2 separate regions of the Homo sapiens genome follow, and region 1 is linked to region 2. The links are chromatin contacts, found by Hi-C or POLR2A ChIA-PET in ENCODE. All regions are on one chromosome and are shown on one strand. The core of a region is the stretch at or near the end of the contact, and the rest is flanking DNA. Distances in the headings are between cores, read along the strand shown. Region 1 has its middle 500 kb from the start of MEAT6. Region 2 overlaps QKI (QKI, KH domain containing RNA binding).

The links. A loop is a pair of places that touch in the nucleus more often than their neighbours do. ChIA-PET counts read pairs that join two places held with the same protein, here RNA polymerase II (POLR2A). Pooled maps may share reads with other maps.
Region 1: a loop to region 2 is called in a pooled map, with 2.0 times the contacts of the local background. The contact joins two enhancer-like sites. A Hi-C loop is called at or near these places in 3 of 168 maps with a recorded cell type or tissue (K562, endothelial cell of umbilical vein and sigmoid colon) and 4 of 50 pooled maps. POLR2A ChIA-PET finds 5 or more read pairs at or near these places in 1 of 52 experiments (BJ).

The regions. Positions count from the first base shown.
Region 1 is chr6:164,321,095-164,325,112 of GRCh38, forward strand. No RefSeq gene overlaps it. Among named protein-coding and RNA genes, the nearest start is that of MEAT6, 500 kb to the right of the region's middle. Within about 2 kb of position 1,622, at least 2 of the 41 ENCODE cell types and tissues checked have a DNase peak (open chromatin) inside an H3K27ac peak, as active enhancers do.
Region 2 is chr6:163,420,905-163,424,864 of GRCh38, forward strand. The region is part of intron 1 of QKI (QKI, KH domain containing RNA binding); the gene reads left to right. Among named protein-coding and RNA genes, the nearest start is that of QKI, 8.2 kb to the left of the region's middle. RefSeq lists a silencer at 2,273-2,517. Within about 2 kb of position 2,212, at least 8 of the 41 ENCODE cell types and tissues checked have a DNase peak (open chromatin) inside an H3K27ac peak, as active enhancers do.

The DNA of each region.
Region 1 (4,018 bases), core at 372-2,871, 900 kb after region 2:
AATGGAAAATAAAATACATGAAAGATACAATGGAGAAATAGTTGGTAACAGTCCATGATGAAAAAATAAAACACGCAAGTCAGAGGAGTAGGTAATAGTTAATGTTTGAAAAACTGGGGAAAGGCTGATAACAACGGAATTGGAAAGCATGTTTCTGGGATTCAGTCTGGGGAGATCGATGCCTTTAGTGGGTGAGTAGGAAGAAGCAAAGGCAGAAAAAAAGAGCGAAAGAAGCTAAGTAAACAGAGAAAACTTAAGTAACCCAGGGGGTGTGTGTTAAAGAAACTAGAGTGGAAGAAAACTACAAGAGACTTGCTGCAGACTAACAGCCTTTTAAGAGAGAGCTCCAACAAAAAAGGTAAGACTATACCATGATACTTAATCTTTACGAGTGCATTAATCATCTGACAGAGAGGGGTGAGGAAACGGAAGCATTCATTATTTCTCTTTGGCATTTCCAGGAGATGAATGACATGAGATGGTACAGTTGAAGAAACACCAAGGCCAAGGAAAGGTTTTTCTCAAGAAATGTTACCTGGTTGGCAAAACGGCCAAAAGGAAATTGTGATCAATTGTAAAACCAGAAGAGAATGAATGAAAGAGACATCCGTGAACCTTCTGAATGGGAAGTTCATTGAAATTAATCCATTTGAATCAGTTGGATGAATGTGGAAGATAATTAATATTAATTTCTGATTGATTCTTACTTAGTGTTTAGCTTTTATGTCTTCTAAATTCAGATGGTGGATGAATGTAAGAACTACGTGATTTTTCATGAGTCTAAATTTTATCAAATAGTGTTAAAACACACTGATGAAATAATACACAGTAACTGACTCATTGGCACTAAAAAAAGGAAGCAAGGTTTTAGCAATATTGTTGAAGAGGATTTTATTAAAACTATACTTTTCATATGGCTAAACTATAATGGTATTTTGCAGTAAGACAAAATAGCTACATAGGATCTTTGAGAATTATCCAGAAAAGCTAACAAATTTCCCCAAGATGAGGAAACAAAAATAAACTTGCTCAATGATTTATATTGAATATACCTTATTTATAGTCTTTTTTTTTTTGTTGTTTTTTTGAGACAGAGTCTTGCTCTGTCGCCCAGGCTGGAGTGCAGTGGTGCAATCTTGGCTTACTGCAACCTCTGCCTCCCAAGTTCAAGTGATTCTTCTGCCTCAGGCTTCCGAGTAGCTGGAACTACAGGCGTGCGCCACCACGCCCGTCTAATTTTTGTATTTTTAGTAGAGATGGGATTTCAACATATTGGCCAGGCTGGTCTCAAACTCCTGACCTCGTGATACACCCGCCTCAGCCTCCCAAAGTGCTGGGATTACAGGCATGAGCCACTGTGCCCGGCCTTATTTACAGTCTTTAAAATTCGAAGACAAGCTGGTTATAAATCTACTGTTGAATGTGGATTTTTTGGTATCTCAGGGTCAACATTCACTATGTTGCTGTTCATTCAGCTCTGTCGAAACTCAAATCATTCACAAGAAAAAAGTTATGAACAAAACACCCTTAGCTTTTTGACACGAGTTAAACATTCTTGTTTTGAAACTGAGTATGAGTCTAGAGGCTAAGTAGCTATCCCCAGATCATAAGGCAATAGGGACTACTTGTTCCTGAAAAGATACAGCCTCATTTCTGCACTGTGTGTTATGCGATGACTCATTTGTTATTCCGGTTAATCATGTACAAAGCTATTCAAAAGAATTCCAGATCAACATGAATAGTATTATAAATCCAGGCAGGAGTTCAGAGGTTTTTATAAGAGATATCTATAATTATTGCTTAGACTGCCAAAAGCACAATAAAAGAAACTACAACTCTGAATAGCAGGCATAAAATTCATATTAGCCTTATGGAATACACACAGATTACATTCTAACATTCAATTAATTCAAGGTTAAGGCTACATCCACATTTGAAGAGCTAGCAAAGTGAGGATCTCCATTATTTTGTAAGTCATTGAGCAATATATTGGACTGTTGGCTGCTATATTTAGTATAATATGATATAGCCTTTGAATGGTTATTAAAAGTATGATTTTTGTAAAGCTTTTATTTTTTAGAATATAAATGTTAAGTATAAAAATTCAATCATCTCAGCATGTGTAAAGAAAGTTAAAAAAAAAGCTTGAAATTCCACCACCAGAAATAACCACTGTCAATTCGTCTGCATCAGCATTTCACTGACTGCATACTATTCCATTTTATATCTGTGCTGTGTTTCACATAAACCAATTTCACATTGATGAAATATGGTTTGCTGTACATTTTTCACAATTATGAAAACAATCATGGATATCTTTCTGTCTACAATGATTTCCATTTGTGATCTTTTTTTCCACAAGATGCCCCAGAAATGTGATTGCTGAACATTTTATATCTTAATACATTTTTTCAAATTTTCTCATCAGAAAGTTTATATCAATTTGCACTCCTTCACTATAAGATAAACGTACCCATTATTAATACTTGGCAACTCCAGTCTGTCAAATTTTTAATCTTTTCAAGACACTAGAGAAAAATATGTTATATTATTACTTTTAATTCTTTTTAGATTTTAGAGATAGGGTCTTGCTTTGCCATCCAGGCTGGAGTCCAGTGGCACAATCCCAGCTTGGTGCAACCTTGATCTCTCAGGCTCAAGCAAGCCTCTTGTCCCAGCCTCCCATGTAGCTGGGACTACAGGTGTGTGCCACCACACCTGGCTAATTTTCTCAATTTTTTGAAGAGACAGGGTCTTGTAATGTTGTCCAGACTAGTCTCGAATTCCTTGTCTCAAGCAATCTTCCTGCTTTGGCCTCCCAAAATGCTGGGATTATAGGTGTGAGCCACTGTACCTGGCTAAATATTTCACATTTTATTTTAAAATTTGGTCGTATTTTCAAATATTTGCTGTGAGTTGTGGGGTTTTTTATTGAGGATATTTTTCCAGTGTCTTCTTTTTAATTAGTTATTTTTATATACATTTAAGGTTTACATTATGATGTTTTGAAATACATATGCATATGTATGTGTGTATATATATATATATATATATATATATATATATATATACACACACCCACATAATTACTACAGTCAAGCAAAGTAACATATTCATCACTTCATGCAGTCATCTTTTTTGTGGTTAAGGGTACTTAAAATCTACTGTCCTTGCAAATGTTCAATATACAATACAATATTTAACTCTACAAATGTTCAGTGTACAATACAATATTTAACTCTAGTCCTCAATGCTGTGCATTAGCTCTCTAGACTTATTCATCCTATACAATGCAAGTTTGTAGCTTTTGACCTACATCTCCCCATTTCCTTCCACTCCCTGCCCCTGGTAACCACAATTCTACTCTCTATTTCTATCTATTTGACATTTTTTGGATTCCACATATAAGTGAGATCATAAACCAGACACAGAAATAACCTATGCCAATATATAGAAGAAACAATTTCCAAGATATGGAAACAACCAATTCATCAATGAATAAATGAATAAAACAATTTTGGTGTGTATATATAAACTGAAATTGTGCGTGTATTCATTATCTATCTATCTATCTATCTATCTATCTATCTATCTATCTATCATCTACACACACACAACATATTTATACATGTCTTCCAGATTCATTCATGTTGTCAGAAATGGCAGTGACTCCTTTTTTTTGTTTTGTTTTTTGAGATGGAGTTTCGCTCTTGTTGCCCAAGCTGGAGTGCAATGGCATGATCTCAGCTCACTGCAACCTCCATCTCCCGGGTTCATGCAATTCTCCCGCCTCAGCCTCCCGAGTAGTTGGGATTACAGGTATGCGCCACCATGCCCAGCTAATTTTGTATTTTTTTAGTGGAGATGGGATTTCTCCACGTTGGTCAGGCTGGTCTTGAACTCCTGGCCTCAGGTGATCCACTTGCCTCAGCCTCCCAAAGTGCTGGGATTACAGGCATGAGTCACTGGGCCCAGCCATCCTTTTCTAAGACTCAATAATATTTCATTGTATACACAT
Region 2 (3,960 bases), core at 962-3,461:
ATTGGAATATTATTACCTGTCTGCCCTCTTAAAATTACTTTCTTGAAGGTGCCTACCTTAGAGCCTGGCATACACTTCTCAGATGTTTGTTGAATTAAACATGTTGACATCTTACCTCCTTTTTTGATTTCTAGTTTCTCAAAGATAGGGTATGTGCACATGGTTTAAAAAAAAATGAAAATCTGAAAGTGACATTAGAAATATTGTCTAATAATTTTAAGAAATGAAGCAGTTGTGTGATTGTTGATAGTTTTGTGCCCTTAGAGGAAAAGGCACTTATATGTTTTCTTAAAAACAACTTAAAAACATGTCATGTTATTTGTAGTACTTGCTGCCAAGGTGCTTAATTTTACTTTACTGTCATTGTTGGGAAGGAGATTTAGGAAGATAAAATTGCTTTACTTAAATAGTATAGTTTCTTGTCAGTCCTTATACCAAAGGGTATCAATTCATAAGCAGAGAAAAACTACCAGTGCTCATCTCAGCTCTTGGAAAATTTTGGCATTTATGGAATTATATAGGTAAACTCCCCACCCCGTTAGTTACCCTTTTAAAAGTCCCCACATATATAGTTCTTGTACTCCATGCAGGGCACAATAGATAGGAATGATTTCTTGTCCCTAAGTGCTGCTTTGGTGTGTTCAGGATAACGACTGTATTTGATTGAGTGATTTTAGTTTAAAAGAAAGCTGAGTATAATCATATGTGGCTGATTGTCATTTAACACAAATAGCTATGTTTTTAAACACAGGTGTGTCTTTTAATTTTAAACAGTGCCATTACTTAGAAAACTGATAAATTGAAGTTTTCACTTAGCTGAAACTAAGCTCTTTTATTTCTTTTTTCTTTTTTTTTTTTCAGTTGGAGTCTCGCTCTGTCACCCAGGCTGGAATGCAGTGGCGTGCTCTCGGCTCACTGCAACCTCTGCCTCCTGGGTTCAAACAGTTCTCCTCCCTCAGCCTCCCGAGTAGCTGGGATTACAGGCGCCCGCCACCACGCCCGGCTAATTTTTGTATTTTTAGTAGAGACGGGGTTTCACCATGTTGGCCAGGCTGATCTTGAACTCTTGACCCCATGATCTGACCGCCTCGGCTCTTGACCCCATGATCTGACCGCCTCGGCCTCCCAAAGTGCTGGGATTACAGGCGTGAGCCACCAAGCTCTAAACTGTTTATTACTGTGCTTTAGCAGTAACAGTGTTTGAAAATCTGTGATGAATTTTTAAAAAATATATTGCAGAAGTGATTTATCTAGAATTCTTACAATTAGCAAGAAAAGGACTGCACTTAATGTTTTCGTCTTCAGTTTCTTGATGCGGAAACTCTAGTTTGAAAATCCGGCAATCCTATCAAGTCTAACAAAATAAATTATGTTCATAAAGTTGCTTCATGTATTAGTCTAATATTTTTGTAGAACTAAATTTTGAGGCTGGGGAAATGAATCGATTGTAAGATTTATATCACATTATTTATTATAAGCAGAATGTGTCATATTCTGCTTAGCAGATAAGCAGATATTGAAGTATCGGAAAGAACATAATTAGTCGGATGTGGTGGTGTGTGCCTGTAGTCCCAGCTACTTGGGACGCTAAGGAGCGAGGATTGCTTGAGCCCAGGAGGTCAAGGCTGCAGTGTTATGATCATGCTACTGCGCTCCACCTTGGGCAACAGTGAGACCCTGTCTTAAAAAATAAAACATCAAAATGCAGTTACATCCATAAAGTGGCTCCACATAATGGTCACAATGTAAGTAAAGGGCATGTGTGTGCAGGCATTTATATCTGTAAGTGAAGACATGCAGTGAATGTGAGCTGGGCTTTGTGAGTACTGGGGCTGGTTAAGTTCCAGCTGAGAAAGGTTGGCCCCGGGATTGAATAAGTAGCTGGCCTTAAGTAAGCACCTCGCTTTTGCTTTAGTGCAGGAGAGGTCATTGTAGAGACTGGGCCTGATCTCCTGGTCAGTAGCAAATCATTGGGGAGCCCTTGGTTTTTAAGCTGATTTTATAGTTTGAAATATATAGGAAAAAACAAACAAAAAATAATACATTTTAAGAGTAGAATTAGGGAAATGCATAGTAAGAAAACAAACATGCAATTTTAAAATTTGAAACCGAGCCTGGTGAGGTGGCTCATGCCTGTAATCCCAGCACTTTGGGAGGCCGAGGCAGGTGGATCACGAGGTCAAGATTTCGAGACTAGCCTGGCCAATATGGTGAAACCCTGTCTCTGCTAAAAATTAGCCGGGCATGGTAGAGTGTGCCTACAGTGCCAGCTACTTGGGAGGCTGAAGCAGAAGAATCGCTTGAACCTGGTAGGCGGCGGTTGCAGGGAGAGGAGATTGCGCCACTGCACTCCAGCCTGGGTGACAGAGCGAGATTCCATCTCAAAAACAAATAAAATTTGGAACCTTTTTTGTAAACTCTTCAATGTCATAGTTTTACAGGGTCTCAAACTTACTTTGCAGATTATATCAGAGAATTGTGTTTTAGAGCTGCAGGGGACCTGAGAGTTGGGAGTATATGTTCATTTCATAGGTGCAAAGACAAGTGGGCAGCAGAGCTAGAGCAAGACACTCACTTCTGCCCTCTGTTCCATTTTGTGGCGTGCCTCTCCACAAGGGGAACTGGAGGGAAAAACCTGGAATATTTCCATATGCTAAAAATCTGCTGCTGTTGCCTCAAGTTGTGAAGGTAAAGAAGACAAACCAAATGATTTTTTGCTAATTCTGTGATATGCTGGTTTTGAACAAATGATGGTCAGATTCTTAGAACTAGAATTTATTTTTAACGATAACTTTCTAATTAAGAGGCTAAAAGTGAGAAAGCCATTTTTAGAGGATTTCAGCTCATTCACTTCTTTGTAAGCAAAGGCTAGAGCCTCAGTTTTTTGAATAATGTAAAAATTGTTGCTGCTATTATTTTTACTACTCAAGAGGAAACATTTTTGGCTGGGTGATTTAATAGAGAAGTATGCTATTGCTAAGTGATTCAAGTTAGGAATGTATACTTGTATCAGTTTTAGATCAGCCTGGGGTAAACAGCCCAATGATATATCAGGTAGATAACTGAAGAGTGACACCCAGGAGGTGGATGGTTATGAATTGAATGGAAACGGTGCTGCACCAGATAGCCACCAGGTAGCTACTATATCGTATTCCTGATGCCAGCATCTGGGGGATGATTGCTCATTTCAAATAATTCAAACAAATTAAATGTAAGCCACAGTTCTTTGCTATGTTACAGCAATTATATCCCTTTGATACAGTTGTTACATGGCAGGTGAATACATTTTTTTAAGAAAAAAAAATTTCAAACTGGGATCAAAAAAATTACCCTGAAACCGCATCTAATTGTCTATTGTCGCTGATTCCACCGTGGTTGCAGTGATGCCATTATCATGAGAGTATTCAAGTTTTAACTCTGTATGTGTGTGCCTGCACATGCGTGAGCCAGCATAAAGATGAAATGAATTTATGTTTTTGTGCATATGCTAATGAGACCCTGTGATGAAGTGGTAAGCATTCTTGTACTATAGACCTGGGATCTAATCATGACTCCGCAATTAACTGGTTTGGTGATCTTGGGTGAGATAACTAATGTCTCTGAACCTCAAGCTTCTTCATCTGTGAATGAAATTATCAACTGCCCTGCCAACCTCAAATCCAAATACTCTGAAGTTGATGGGTATTCAGAAGAGCCTCTCATACTATAAAGTAGCAGCATCACTGCTTGGTTTTTAATTTTTTTTTTTTTTTTAATTTTGTGTGAGTCTTTCTCTGTTGCCAAAGCACTGGATCTTGGCTCACTGCAACCTCTGTCTCCCAGGTTCAAGTGATTCTCCTGCCTCAGCCTCCCGAGTAGCTGGGATTACAGGCGTGCACCTCCACACCCGGCTAATTGCTGTATTTTAGTAGAGACAGGGTTTCACCATGTTAGCCAGGCTGGTCTCCAACTCCTGACCTC